Regions from separate parts of the Homo sapiens genome. Here region 2 is linked to region 1. The links are chromatin contacts, found by POLR2A ChIA-PET in ENCODE. All regions are on one chromosome and are shown on one strand. The core of a region is the stretch at or near the end of the contact, and the rest is flanking DNA. Distances in the headings are between cores, read along the strand shown. Region 1 overlaps RAB10 (RAB10, member RAS oncogene family). Region 2 has its middle 12 kb from the start of LINC01816.

Region 1 (7,709 bases), core at 3,793-6,292:
ACTTGGGAGGCTGAGGCAGGAGAATCACTTGAACCCAGAAGGTGGAGGTTGCAGTGAGCAGAGATCGTGCCACTGCACTCCAGCCTGGGCAACAAGAGCTAAACTCCATCTCAAAAAAAAAAAAAAGAGGGAAAAAAAACTTTCAGAAAGCGCAGTGTAAATTACGGCAAGAGTCAACCACTAAGTCCATTTTCATTCCTGTCAGGTCATACAGAATCTCTGAAATCTTGAGAACTCCTACATCATCTGATTAACTATATGAAATTAGGAGAGGGGAAAAGGCCTTCATATTAAATAAATGGTACGGGAGCAATCAGACATCCCTTCCACAAGCAAAAAAAAAAAAAAAAAGTCGACCTCCATCTAAACCCCCCACCATATACAAAAATAACTCAAAATAGGGTGTAAAATATAAAACTATAAAACTTTTAGGAAAACACAGAAGAAAATATTTGGGATCTATGATGGACAGAGTTCCTAAATACCAAAAGCATGATCCACAAAAAGAGAGGAAAGTCCAAAAGCATGATTTATAAATTGGACCGCATCAAAGTTCCAAATGTTTGCCCTGTGAAAGCCCATGTGAAGAGGATGAAAAGACAAGCTACAGACTGGAAGAAAATATCTGTAAACCACATATCCAACAAAGGACTAGAATTTTATTTTATTGTATTGAGATAGAGTCTCACTGTCGCCCAGGCTGGAGTGATCACAGCTCACTGCAGCCTCAACCTCCCTGGCCTCAGCTGATCCTCCCATCTCAGTCTCTCAGATAGCTGAAACTACAGGTGCACACCACCACATCCAGCTAATTTTTTTCTTTTTTGTAGAGATAGGGTTTCGCCATGTTGCCCAAGCTAGTCTCAAACAACTCACCCACCTAGGCCTCCCAAAGTGCTGGGATTACAGGTGTGAGCCACTGCACCTGGTCAAGACTAGAATTTTAAATGTACAAAGAATTCTCTAAACTCAACAGTTAAAAAACAATCCAATTAGAAAATTGGCAACCACATGAACAGACATTTTTCCAAAGATGGCAAATAAGCACATAAAAGGACTTTTCAACACCTTTGGCAATCAGGAAAATGCAAATTAAAAACCACAATGAGATTATCACTACACACTTATCAGAATGACTACAGTACAAAATAGTATGATAACATTATCAAATGCTGGTGAGGATGCAGAGAAAGTGCACTCATACACTGCTGAGGATGGGGGTGTAAAATGGTATAGCCATTCTGGAAACAGTCTGGCAGTTTCTTATAAAACGAAACATGCAATTACTATGTGACCCAACAATTGCAGTTTTGGGTGTTTATTCCAAAGAAACAAAAATTTATGATCACACAACCTGTACACAAAATATTCCTAGCAGCTTTATTCATATTAGCTAAAAACTAGAATCAGCCCAGATGTCGGTCAATGGGTAAAGATTAAACAAACTGGTACATACCATGAAGTATACTACTCAACAATTTAAAAAAAAAAAAAAAAAAACTAATGGGCCCGGCACGGTGGCTCACGCCTGTAATCCCAACACTTTGGGAGGCCAAGGCCGAGGCCGGCAGATCACCTGAGGTCAGGAGTTCAAGACCAGTCTGGTCAACATGGTGAAACCTCGTCTCCACTAAAAATACAAAAAAATTAGCTGGGTGTGGTGGTGCATGCCTGTAGTCCCAGCTACTTGGGAGGCTGTGGCAGGAGAATCGTTTGAACACAGGAGGCAGGGGTTGCAGTGAGCCAAGATTGTGCGACTGCACTCCAGCCTGGGCAACAAAGTGAGACTCTGTCTCAAAAAAAAAAAAAAAAAACAGGCCAGGCATGGTGGCTCACACCTGTAATCCCAACACTTTGGGAGGCCGAGGCAGGCAAGGCAGATCACCTGAGGTCAGGCGTTCAAGACCAGCCCGGCCAATGTAGTCAAACCCCATCTCTACTAAAAATACAAAAATTAGCTGGGCATGGTGGTGGGTGCCTGTAATCCCAGCTACTCAGGAGGCTGAGGCGAGGAGAATCACTTGAACCTGGGAGGCAGAGGTTGCAGTGAGCCGAGATTGTGCCACTGCACTCCAGCCTAGGCGACAGAACAAGACTCTGTCTCAATAAAAAAACAAACAAACAAACAAACAAAACAAATGATACACACAACTTGGATTAATCTCCAGGGAATTATGCTGAGTTGGGGGGTGGGGGGGAGCCAATCCCAAAAGGTTACATTCTATATGATTCCATTTATACAACATTTGTAAAATGACAAAATTTTAGAAATGGAGGACAGTTTCATAGTTACCAAGGTTTGGAGTGTAGAAATATCGGGAGGCTATAATTACAAAAGAACATGAAGGGTCCTTGTTCCTTGGAACTGTTGTATATTGACTATGGTGGTGGATACATGAACCTATGAATGACAAAATTGTACCAAATTTCATATACACACAAATGAATAAAAATAAAACTGGGGAATTTTAATAAGGCTGGTGTACTACACCAGATGTCAATATTCTGGTTGTGATGTTATAAAAATTTCCCAAAACTGCTACCATTGGAAGAAACTGGGCAAAGTATACAAGAGATCCCTTTGTATTACCTTTTACAACTGCATGAGAAATTACAATTATCTTAATAAAAATTTCAACTTAAAAAAAGTCTGTACAGAAGCATTGCTAATTATACGAAAGAAACAAATCAACACTGTCCTTTGTTCTAATTTTGATATGATGTACTTTTTGGGTCTCCAGAATAATGGTTTTTCCATTTTCTAATGTTTTAAACCTTGGAAGCTCTGTTTCTGGGTCGTATGTGAAACACAGCATTCTAGGCCAGGCGTGGTGGCTCCCACCTATAAATCCCAGCACTCTGGGAGGCTGAGGCAGGAGTACTGATTGAGCCTAGGAGTTCGAAACCAGCCTGGGTAACATGGCGAGACCCCATCTCTATTAATTTTTTTTAATCAACAGTAAATAATAAATAAAAAAAAGAAATGTAGCATTCCATTAATAGTTGCTGTTTTCCTCAAAAATATTATTTTTCAGCTCTGGAAAGAAGAATAAACATCAAGCAATCACTTATGCTTGCAACCCAAAATACACTGCACTGTCTTCAAATAAAAACGTTTTTCTCATTTCAGATTTCCCTTAAGACTGAGTTTTCTTCACTAAAATTTCATTTTAATCAACTTTTCAAATTCCTTTTCTTTTTTTTTTTTCTTTGAGACGGAGTTTCACTCTTGTTGCCTAGGCTGGAGTGCAATGACGTGATCTCGGCTCACCACAACCTCTGCCTCCTAGATTCAAGCAATTCTCCTGCCTCAGCCTCCCGAGTAGCTGGGACTACAGGCATGCGCCACCATGCCCAGCTAATTTTTGTATTTTTAGTAGAAACAGGGTTTCTCCATGTTGGTCAGGCTGGTCTCGAACTCCCGACCTCAGGTGATCCACCGGCCTTGGCCTCCCAAAGTGCTGGGATTACAGGCGTGAGCCACCGCACCGGGCCTCAAATTCCTTTTCTTACAGTCCAAATTTAATGAACTAATTTCATAAACCCTCAATTATTCATCTATTTGAAGGACCCACCTCTATGACCTTTACAAGACTTTTAGTCTTCTGGGTTCAGATGTCCTGTTAACCTCAACATCCTTTGTAATCCTTTAAACTCTTTTTTTATATATAAAATAAAGTTTTAAAAAGCTGGCCTTGGTGGCTTTAGAGGCTGAGGCAGGAAGACTGCTTGAGCCCAGGAATTTGATCCAGTCTGGGCAACACAGCAAGACCCTGTCTCTACAAAAATCAAATCAAATAAAAATGAAACTCCTCCTTTATGACTTAACCATCTCAATAAACAGTTTTCCCAGGCAAATCTCTTCAGCTAATCATACAATTTATATTTTGTGCTAAATAATGGTCTCTTACTTGTAAATCAACACTCAACAAGCTCCTACTCCTTCGTTCTTCACAACTGCTACCACAGCTCTGCCTGGGCAACCTTCTACTGTTAGACGGCCGGGCGCGGTGGCTCACGCCTGTAATCCCAGCACTTTGGGAGGCAGAGGCGGGCGGATCATGAGGTCAGGAGATCGAGACCATCCTGGCTAACACAGTGAAACCCCGCCTCTACTAAAAATACAAAAAATTAGCTGGGCGTGGTGGCGGGCGCCTGTAGTCCCAGCTACTCAGGAGGCTGAGGCAGGAGAATGGCGTGAACCCGGGAGGCGGAGCTTGCAGTGAGCCGAGATTGTGCCACTGCACTCCAGCCTGGGCGACAGAACGAGACTCTGTCTCAAAAAAAAAAAAAAAAAAAGTTGAAAGAGATTGCCAGTATTTCTCTTATTAGCCTCTCCCTTTTGCAAACAAAACGAGAATACCAGTATTTCCTTTGCCATGCTTGTGCGTCATTATACACCACAATTCTTGAAAAGAAACATCATCGGCTCTTCTCTATTATGCGCTAAGATGGCAAAGGACAAGTAACCCGAACAAAATCCTTGATATTTTATTCTAAGACTTGTTACTTACCTATTCGTGCCCCTCCAAAAAAAAAAAACAAAAACAAAACCACAGCAACTCTACTTTTCAAATTGAAATTGATGAGCAGGAAAACTATCACTGATTTTTTTTAACATAACAATGAAATTCTCAGAATGAGCAATGTGGTTATGAATAAGATTGGCTGTGGATTCTAATAAAAACTCCTGGCGGGGCGCAATGGCTTACACCTGTAATCCCAGCACTTTGGGAGGCCGAGGCAGGTGGATCACCTGAGGTCAGGAGTTTGAGACCAGCCTGGTCAACAGGGCGAAACCCTGTCTCTGCTAAAAATACAAAAATTAGCCAGCAGTGGTGGCTCATGCCTGTAATCCCAGCTACTCGGGAGGTTGAGGCAGGAGAATCATCTGAACCCGGGAGGTGGAGGTTGCAGTGTGCCAAGATGACGCAACTGCACTCCAGCCTCGGGAACAAAAGTGAAACTCTATCTCAAAAAAAAAAAAAAACTAATTAGCCATGTGGCCTTTTGGCCTTCTGGAAGTTACTTCACCTCACCAGTCTCAGTTTTCCCACTTTGAAAATTCATTTAAGGGTTCATTCCTGCACTAACATTCTGTGATTCTAACATTCCAAGAAGGTCTATGCAAATACAGACAACAAAAAGACAAATCTGCCTTCAACAACTGAAAGTACAGACCAGTGATATTAAAGCATGGGAAAGTACCATAAAGGATCCTCTTGATTCACAACCACTGGTTAACAGTAGCTAACACCTGGAACAGGAGGGGCCGTCTGTGATCAAATGCTCTTTTAGAGAACTGGGTCGAGTGTTAGTTTTTTGGGTTTTGTTGAGCGGTGGGGAAAATATATCTAAAACATTTACCATTTAAACCATTTTCTAAAACATAACATTAAATTTGCCATCTTAACCATTTTTAATGTGTACAGTTCAGTAGGTGTTAAGTGTATCACACCATTGTGCAACAGATCTCCAGAGCCTTTTCATTCTGCAAAACTGTAATGCGTTGTTTTATACTCATTAAACACCTTCCTATTTCCCTCTTCCCCAGCCCCTGGTAATCACCATTATTTCTGTTTCTATGAATTTGACTTTAGATAGCCTCATATTCATATAAATGAAATCACATAGTATTTGTCTTTTCATGCATTTCAAACATTTTTAAGTGTACAATTCATTGGCATTAAATTAATTCACACTGTTATACAACCATCAACACTATTCCTCTCTGGAACTTTTTCATCCTTCCAAACTAAAACTCTGTGATCATTAAGCAATAACTCCCCATTACTCTGTCCCCCAGGCCCCAGTAACCACTATTCCACTAATTTTGTCTACTATAGGTACCTCACACATTATTTGTCCTTTTGTGTCCAACTCATTTTACTTAGTAAACTATTTTCAAGGCGTATCCATGTGGTAGCATGTTAGAATTTCCCTCCCTTTTAAGGCTGAATAATATTCCATTCTATGTGTATACCACATTTTGTTTATCCATTTATCCACTGATGAACATGTGAGTTGTTTCCACCTTTCAGCTATCGTGCATAATGCTACTATGAATGCTGGTGTACAAATAGCTGTTTGAGTCTTTTTTGTTGTTGTTTGTTTTGAGACAGGGTCTTGCTCTGTCATCCAGGCTGGAGTACAGTGGCATGATCATCAGCTCACTGCAACCTCCGCTTCCCGGGTTCAAGTGATCCTCTCACCTCAGCCTCCCAAGCAGCTGGTACTACAGGCATGCGCCAACATGTACAGCTAATTTTGGGGGGTTTCTTGGTAGAGACAGGATCTCACCATGTTGCCCAGGCTGGTCTTGAACTCCTGAGCCCAAGTAATCTGGCCTCCTAAAGTGCTGGGATTTACGGGCATAAGCCACCTTGCCTGGCCCTGTTTGAATCTTTGATTTAAATTATCCTGGATATAACTCGAAGTGAGATCACTAGATCATATGGTAATTTCATTTTTAATTTTTTGAGAAACCACCCTATTGTTTCTCACTGTGGCTGCACCATTTCACATTCCCACCAGCAATGCACCAAGGTTCCAATTTCTCTACAACCTCATCACTTGCTTTTGTCGTTTGTTGTTGTTGTTATAACTATCCTAAATGGTCGCAAAGTAACATCTCACTGTGGTTTTGATTTGCATTTCCCTAATTATTAGTGATGCTGAACATCTTTCCATATGTTTATTGGGCATCTGCTTAGCTTCTTTGGAGAAATACCTACAGAGGTTTTTTTTTTTTAAATAGTAATTATGAAACAATTCACAAATTTGCGTGTCATCCTTGCGCAGGGACCATACTAATCTTCTCCATATCCTTCCAATTTTAGTATATATGCTACCGAGACAAGCACTCTGGATGGTCTTTTGGGGTTTTTTGTTTAAGACAGAATCTCACTCTGTCATCCAGGCTGGAGTGAGATGGTACAATCATAGCTCACTGCAGCTTCAAACTCCTGGGCTCAAGTGATCCTCCCATCTCAGCCTCCTGAGTAGCTGGGACTACAGGTGTACACCACCGCACCCAGCTAATTTTTTATTTAAAAGCTTTTTTTTGTAGAGATGGGGTCTCGCTAAGTTGCCCAGGCTGGTCTCGAACTCCTGAGCTCAAGCTATCCTCCTGCCTCAGCCTCCCAAAGTGTTGGAAATACAGGTGTGAGCCACAGCACCCAGCCTAATCAATCATTTCTTAAATGCAGGTTAGTGGAACCAACCTACTCTTCCAAAACTTAGCAAAATCATCCTGACAACAAAATGTATGTATTATACCTCTCTTAGGGACAAGAGCCTTTACCAACTTGATTTCTTACATGGAGCCGAGAGACTCCAATTCCCAGTGAAAAATATTCCCTGTTAAAAAATGAGTAAGCCTGTGGTGGAGAAAGGATTAATGACACCAAAAGGTAGCACATCCAGTATAGAAGCAGCCCACTAAAAGCTTGTGCTTTGGGGACAAATCCATGTAATTCCCACATCACTAATAAGTAACGCATTCCTGAGCTCATACTACCAAGATGGTTATGGTCAAATCAACCACTGAAATCTTCTCATCCAAAAGCAGTAACTCTCTTAAGCCTATTTTTCAAACAACCTTTCAATTTCTCTTTTTCTTTTCTTTTTTTTTGAGACAGAGTTTTGCTCCTGTTGCCCAGGTTGGATTACAATGGCACGATCTCGGCTCACCGCAACCTCCGCCTCCC
Region 2 (7,709 bases), core at 3,612-6,111, about 44 Mb before region 1:
CTACAAAACATTGTTCACTTGGCAGTCAGCAGTGCAAAAGGCAGAAGTGTGGTGCGTGTGTGATTTGGATTCAGTGGACCCCAGAGACAATTGTGTTGTTTGCATTATGTTGCGATTGACAGCCCATAGACACTGCTGTGTTGTATGTGGAACCACAAAAGACGAGAAAGGCAACAAAAGCAGACGTTCCCTCTCCTTTTAAAATTATCTTGTCGCTGGGCACGGTGTCTCATGCCTGTAATCCCAGCACTTTGGGAGGCCGAGGCAGACGGATCACGAGGTCAAGATCGAGACCATCCTGGCAAACATAATGAAACCCCGTCTCTACTGAAAATACAAAAATCAGCTGGACGTGGTGGCGCGTGCCTGTAGTCCCAGCTATTCAGGAGGCTGAGGCAGGAGAATCGCTTGAACCAGGGAGGCGGAGATTACAGTGAGCCGAGATTGCGCCACTGCACTGCAGCCTGGCAACAGAGCGAGACTCTGTCTCCAAAAAAAAAAAAACAACTTGCCTGCAGGATTGGATAGAGAAATTCCCAGGAGAAAGCAAACAAATAAGGGTGCAGGCATTTGTCCTTCAAAACAGGCGGGCAGATCACAAGGTCAGGAGCCAAGACCACGCCATTGCCCTCCATCTTGGGCGAGTGAGACTCCGTCTCAAATAAAACAAACAAAAAATCCCCAGGGCTTTGTAGGTAGACGCTTTTTGGCTTTGAACAAGGCAGGTAGCTTCAGTGTTTCAGATCAAGGAGTGGATGTAGGTTGAAGTGGGCAAATCACTTGAGGTCAGAAGTTTGAGACCAGCGTGGCCAACATGGTGAAACCCTGTCTTTACTAAGAATAAAAACATTAGCTGGGTGTGGTGGCACACACTTGTAATCCCAACTACTCCGGAGGCTGAGGTGGGAGGATGGAGGATTGCTCGAACCGGAAGGCGGGGGTTGCAGTGAGCCAAGATCGCACCACTGCACTCCAGCCTGAGCAACAGAGCAGGACTCCATCTCAGAAAAAAAAAAACAAAAACGAGTGGTTGAGCCTGATTGACCCAGGGACACGTTTTGTTTGTTTGTTTGTTTTTTGTTTTGTTTTGTTTTGTTTTAGATCAAGGACCCTCTCTGTTGCCCAGGCTAAGTGCAGTCGCACAATTATAGCTCAGTTAACCTCAAACTCCTGGGGTCAAGCCACCATCCCACCTCAGCGTCCTGAGTAGCTAGGACCACAACAAGCACATGCCACGGCGCCCGGCTAATTTTTAAAATTTTCTGTAGAGATGGGGTCTCGATACGCTACCCAGCCTGGTCTGGAATTCTTGGCCTTGAGTGATCCTCTCGCCTCAGCCTCCCAAAGCACTAGGATTACAGGCATGAGCCACAGCACCTGGCCCAGGGACACTTTAAACAGGGAGTGAGGCCAGGGGAGGTGGCTCATGCCTGTAATCCCAGCAATTTGGGAGGCTGAGGTGGGAGGATCCCTTGAACCCAGGAGTTCCAGACCAGCCTGGGCAACATGGTGAAACCCCATCTCTATTAAAAAAAGAAAAAAAAAAAAACCACTAGTCAGCGTTGTGATGCACGCTTGTAGTCCTAGCTATCTGGGAGGCTGAGGGTAGGACGAAAGCTTGAGCCCTGGAGATTAAGGCTGCAGTGAGCTGTGATCACACTCCAGCCTGGGCGTCGGAGAGAGACCCTGTCTCTTAAAAAAAACTGTGGGCGGAGTGAGTTTTTCTATTTCTTTCTTTGCTGACAAAGCGGCCCTTTCTGTCACAACATACTTATTGAAACCTGCTGGCCGGGCGGGGTGGCTCACGCCTGTAATCCCAGCACTTTGGGGGGCCGAGGCGGGTGGACCACCTGAGGTCAGGAGTACGAGACCAGCCTCAACATGGAGAAACCCCATCTCTACTAAAAATACAAAATTAAGGCTGGGCGCGGTGGCTCACGCCTGTAATCCCAGCACTTTGGGAGGCCGAGGCGGGCAGATCATGAGGTCAGGAGTTCTAGACCAGCCTGACCGACATGGTGAAACCCCGTCTCTACTAAAAATGCAAAAATGAGCTGGGCATGGAGGCACACGGCTGTAATCCCAGCTACTCGGGAGGCTGGGGCAGGAGAATCACTTGAACCTGGGAGGCGGAGGTTGCAGTGAGCCGAGACTGCGCCACTGCACTACAGCCTGGGCGACAGGGCAAGACTCCGTCTCAAAAAAACAAAAAAACAAAATTAGCTGGGCATGGTGGTGCATGCCTGTAATCCCAGCTACTCGGGAGGCTGAGGCAGGAGAATTGCTTGAACCTGGGAGGCAGAGGTTGCGGTGAGCCGAGATTGTGCCATTGCACTCCAGCCTGGGCAACAAGAGCGAAACTCCATCTCAAAAAAAAAAAAGAAAAAAGAAACCTGCAAGGCATGGGCCCTCGGGAGCTTATAGTCTAATAGGAGAGGGGCTGGAAAGTGGTTGTAATTTAGGTGAAGTTTAATCAATTGGGTTATAAACCAGTTTGGCAAACTTAACAGGAGGGGTTTGGCCATCCTTGAAAGTACCTGTGCTTCCAAGTACAGCCCTGGCAGGACCCAAGGCTAGTGGGAGACCAGGTAAGCTCCGTGAGTTCCTTGGTCAGGCTGCTGCTCCTGTTGCAGGAAAGAGGATCTTCTGCCTTAAAAAGTGAGACCTGACTTTAGGTTGGTTACTTTTGTTCTAAGTCTGCATTTTACTAAGCAATCCTTAGCCCATGGGGACATCGGCCAGTCAGGCCAGTTCAAGCGTTGCAGTCCATTTTGAATATCTGTCATTCCTCAGTGTGAGTAAATTGGCATTTGATTTATATGTCCCTCAACATTATGTGAACTCTCTAGGTGTTTGAGAGATGAGTCCCCTCGTACTGGGCCAGCCTGAAAGTGTAAGTCCCACATCTGGGTCCTTGTTTAAATTCCGCGAGGTAAGAAGTGAGGAGCTGCTGGAAAGAGGGGAAGGGGTTGGTGCAGGAAGCCAGCTTTGCTCACATTCAGGAGAATTATATTATCCACACAAGGCAGAAAGTGCTAAATTGTAGATGAATGATACATGCACTGGATGCTGTGAGTTCAGAAGAAGGTGAGATCACTGTGGGAGGTTAAGGGATGGTGCCACAGAGGAGGTGAGTAGGACTTGCAAAATGTTTGTGCTATCAGTAGATGGAGATGCAGGAGATGGAGAGGAACTACCCACTGTTTTGGTGGTTCGCCTCCACAGCTTACACAGAACATACAGTCATCTGATCTCTTAGGGACTGAGCCAATGGAAAGACATTGTGGCAGGAGAGGGAAGTGGTAGGCCTCAGACAAGGAAGGAAAAATCAACTATTTATTCACCAATTTATTTGTTCAACCTTTATTGAGTATTTTTTATGTGCCAGGCACTGAGCTGGGCCTGGGAATACAGCAATATACAAAACAAACAAAAGCCCTGCCCTCAAAAAGTTTACATTCTTTTTTTTTTTTTTTTTTTTTTTGAGATGGAGTCTGGTTCTGTCACCCAGGCTGGAGTGCAGTGGCGCAATCTCGGCTCACTGCAGCCTACAGGCATGCACCACCATGCCTGGCTAATTTTTTTTGTATTTTTAGTAGAGATGGGGTTTCACCATGTTGGCCAGAGGCTGTTCTTGAACTCCTGACCTTAAGTGATCTGCCAGCCTCGGCCTCCAAAAGTGCTGGGATTACAGGTGTGAGCCACCATGTCTGGCCAAAAGTTTACATTCCAGTGAGGAAAGAGAGAGAGACAAACAATGAATGAATGATGAACAAATGAATAAGCTATCTAGTATGTCGATAGTGACAAGTGCTACGGAGAAAATTAAAACAAGGGGGCCAGGCACGGTGGCTCACGCCTGTAATCCCAGCACTTTGGGAGGCTGAGGCTGGCAGATCACGAGGTCAGGAGATCAAGACCATCTTTGCCAACATGGTGAAACCCCGTCTCTACTAAAATACAAAAAATTAGCCGGGGGTAGTGATGGGTGCCTGTAATCCCAGCGACTTGGGAGGCTGAGGCAGGGGAATTGCTTGAACCCGGGTGGCGGAGGTTGTAGTGAATTGATATTGTGCCACCGCACTCCAGCCTGGTGACAGAGCAAGAGTCTGTCTCAAAAAAAAAAATTAATAAAAAAAACAAGGGGTGGGAGGCAGGAGGAAGTACAGAGGTTTTCCTCTAAATTTTAAATAAATTTTGTGGAAGTGAGTGATATAAAGGTAAAAGGGGGCCAGACGCGATGGCTCGCGCCTGTAATTCCAGCACTTTGGGAGGCTGAGGCGGGTGGATCACCTTAGGTCAGGAGTTAGAGACCAGTCTGGCCAACATGGTGAAACCCCGTCTCTACTAAAAATACAAAACTTAGCCAGGCGTGATGGCGGGTGCCTGTAATCCCAGCTCCTCAGTAGGCTGAGGCAGGCGAATCGTTTGAACCCGGGAGGCGGAGGTTGCGGTGAGCCGAGATCATGCCATTGCACTCCAGCCTGGGCAACAAGAGCGAAACTCCATCTCAAAAAAAAAAAAAAAAAAAAAGTAAAAGGGACACAAAATCTTTGTGATCATTTTCTGTGAGTTGGGGTAGCTAACTGACCAGGTTGTGTCCCAGGAGATAAGGCGTGTTTGTGAATATGACTCACTCCCTGGGGAAAAATAAGCCAAGATCTCCAAAAGAGAAAGCCAGAAAAGCCAGTTGCAATGATAGATGAAAATGGAATTTTACCCTAGACCCCAAATATAAACACTATATAGTTCTAAGAAAATAACAGTGTTGATGTGGTGAGATGTGATAGATCTAAGTGCAGAAGAGGAAGGAGCTGAAGACTCACTTTCTCGGCTCCTTTTCCTGCCCAGGGGGTGGAGGCTGGGCAGGGGGGAGGGGAGGAATCCAGGTCATGAGATGGGTGTGGCTGTGGAATCTGTGGAGACCACGTGTATTTCCTCAGGAGATTCCCTGTTCACAGATACAGGCATGAGCCTGGAGGGACTGCAAGTTGTGGTCTCAGGGTGACCACCTAGCTCTCCACGGCACTATTTTTTGAACCAAGAGTTTCAGAGCTATAAAGTTTATCATGCCAGAGATGAAATCGGAACACACAAAAAATTGGCATTCTGAAGACATTTTGATGGTTTATGAGAATCATGGGATAGAATAGCAGAAGGAAATAAAAGTTTGTGGTTGAGGGCAGGATGCGGTGGCTCACGCCTGTAATCCCAGCACTTTGGGAGGCCGAGGTGGGTGGATCACGAGGTCAGGAGACTGAGACCATCCTGGCTAACGTGGTGAAACCCCATCTCTACTAAAAATACAAAAAAATTAGCCGGGTGTGGTGGCGGGCAACTATAGTCCCAGCTGCTCGGGAGGCTGAGGCAGGAGGATGGTGTGAACCTGGCAGGCGGAGCTTGCAGTGAGCCGAGACTGCGCCACTGCTCTCCAGCCTGGGGGACAGCATGAGACTCTGTCTCAAAAAAAAAAAAAAAAAAAGTTTGTGATTGAGGAGTAAAGATTGAATATGGGATAGTAGGAATACTAGTGTTAACAGATAGTATCCATTGTAACCTGGCTAAGAGAGACAGCAGGCTCCCAAGAATTTGCAGTGGCCAGGCACAGTGGCCCACACCTGTTATTCCAGCACTTTGGAAGGCCAAAGCTGGAGGATTGGTTGAGCCTAGGAGTTCGAGAATAGCCTGGGTAACATAGTAAGACCTTGTCTCTACAAAAAATACAAAAATTAGCTGGGCATGGTGGCGCACGCCAGTAGTACCAGTTACTCGGAATAACAGTACCTGTTATTCCAACACTTTGGAAGGCCAAAGCTGGAGGATTGGTTGAGCCTAGGAGTTCAAGACTAGCCTGAGTAACATAAGACCCTGTCTGTACAAAACATACAAAAATTAACTGGGCATGGTGGCACACGCCAGTAGTACCAGTTACTTGGGAGGCTGAGGAGGGAGGATTGCTTGAGCCCAGGAGGTTGAGACTGCAGTGAGCCGTGATTGCACCACTGCACTCCAGCCTGAGTGACAGAGCAAGACCCTGTCTCAAAAAAAAAAAAAAAAAAAAAAAAATCCGGATGTGGTGGCTCATTTCTGTAATCCCAGCACTTTGGGAGGCGAGGCAGGCAGATCATTTGAGGTTAGGAGTTCGAGACGAGGCTGACCAACATGGTAAAACCCCATGTCTACTAAAAATATTTTAAAAATTAGCCAGGCGTGGTGGCTAATGCCTGTAGTCCCAGCTGCTCAGGAGGCTGAGGCAGATGAATTGCTTGAACCCAGGAGGCGGAAGTTGCAGTGAGCCTAGATCGCACTACTGCATTCCAGCCTGGGCAACCGAGAGACTCCGTCTAAAAAAAAAAAGTGCTCTATAGATGTCTATTGAATGAGTGAATGAATGCATTGATGAATGGATGGGTGGTCTCTCTGATCCTGAGCTTGCCATGACAAGCCTGGAGAACAGACATCTAGCCTATACCCTCCTTTTAATGGATTCCCCTTCATTGTAGGGTTCCCCCAAGGAGACAGCTACTGTTCAAAGTGTAGCCTTATACTGTTCTGCTGAGCTGATCTGCTTACACCTTACACTGTTCAATGGCAGATGGTGAGGCGTGCAGGGCCTATGGGCACTGGGGAATTCAAAGGCAATCTTCAGTCACCAACAAAATAGGGCCTACTACTTACGCGGTAATGCTTGTATACTGAGTTTGTCATGTCCTTATGACAAATTTGGACCAAGGTTGTTGGTCTGAGACAAGACCCAGTCTGCCCAGAAACTGCATGGGGCCTTCCCCAGCCCAGATTCCTTCAGTCATTTCATGCCCCCATGTTCCTGTGATCCTCTTTGCCTGGAAGAAAAACTACCCGTCATCAATGGGAATGGGTGATTTTCTACTTGCTTTTGAGCTCTATTTCATAAGCTGACAGTTTTCTGAGATTCCCAAGGACATAATGAAGCAGTTTCCCATCTGCGGGTTATCTTAATATTTTTAAGTGACAGACCTGTGTTTCAAGCCAGGATGTCCTGACAGGAAACCTGAGTAATATATTGCTCTTTCTTCCTGCTGGTGTGTTTTGGGTGGATGTGTGGGAGCCACAAATGTGTGGTAGCTTCTTGCTGCTTCCAACAGTCTGTGGTGTTCATTATCTTCTGGTTGGGGTTTTCCTTTGAGAATAAGCCAGCAAAGAATGAATGTCGAGGTATGGTTCCTGGTGATGCTGTGCGTGTGTAATGGGGAGTGAGCATGCTGCCTCCACGGAGTCCTCTGCTCCGTGTGCCCAGTGAATTGAACAACGCTCAAGGGAAGACATGTTCTGGCCCAGCATTCTCTGGGGAGTATATGGTATGGTTCTAGACACCTGAATCTCTGCCAAGCTCAGTGTCTCTCAAAATGACTTGCTTTTAGACTCACATTTGATTTTGTAAAATCTTTCACCGAACACACCTGGCAGACATCTCAAATTTCCTGCACATTAGCCAAGGAATTCTAGCTAATGAAAGCTGAAAGCTATGACACTGTTATGACAAAATTAACACCCTGAAAGGCTAATTAATCTTATATGGATTACATTACCTAGAGTTTGAGCTTTGGCCATTATCTTTGCAGTATAAAAGCTATTTCCCCAAAACCTTAAAAAAGAGAGAAAAGAAAGCCATTCCCATAAATCATATTTCCGACACATAGCTCACCATGAAAATGTCCACAACACAGTGA

What was found. ChIA-PET counts read pairs that join two places held with the same protein, here RNA polymerase II (POLR2A).
Region 2: POLR2A ChIA-PET joins it to region 1 with 13 read pairs in T-cell. The contact joins two enhancer-like sites. POLR2A ChIA-PET finds 5 or more read pairs at or near these places in 2 of 52 experiments (K562 and T-cell).

Annotation. Positions count from the first base shown.
Region 1 is chr2:26,041,829-26,049,537 of GRCh38, reverse strand. The region is part of intron 1 of RAB10 (RAB10, member RAS oncogene family); the gene reads right to left. It also overlaps the pseudogene RNU6-942P. Among named protein-coding and RNA genes, the nearest start is that of RAB10, 12 kb to the right of the region's middle. Within about 2 kb of position 5,042, at least 11 of the 41 ENCODE cell types and tissues checked have a DNase peak (open chromatin) inside an H3K27ac peak, as active enhancers do.
Region 2 is chr2:70,133,208-70,140,916 of GRCh38, reverse strand. No RefSeq gene overlaps it. Among named protein-coding and RNA genes, the nearest start is that of LINC01816, 12 kb to the right of the region's middle. RefSeq lists a silencer at 1,526-1,820 and enhancers at 1,563-2,104, 2,105-2,646, 5,000-5,049, 5,110-5,169, 7,073-7,382. Within about 2 kb of position 4,861, at least 22 of the 41 ENCODE cell types and tissues checked have a DNase peak (open chromatin) inside an H3K27ac peak, as active enhancers do.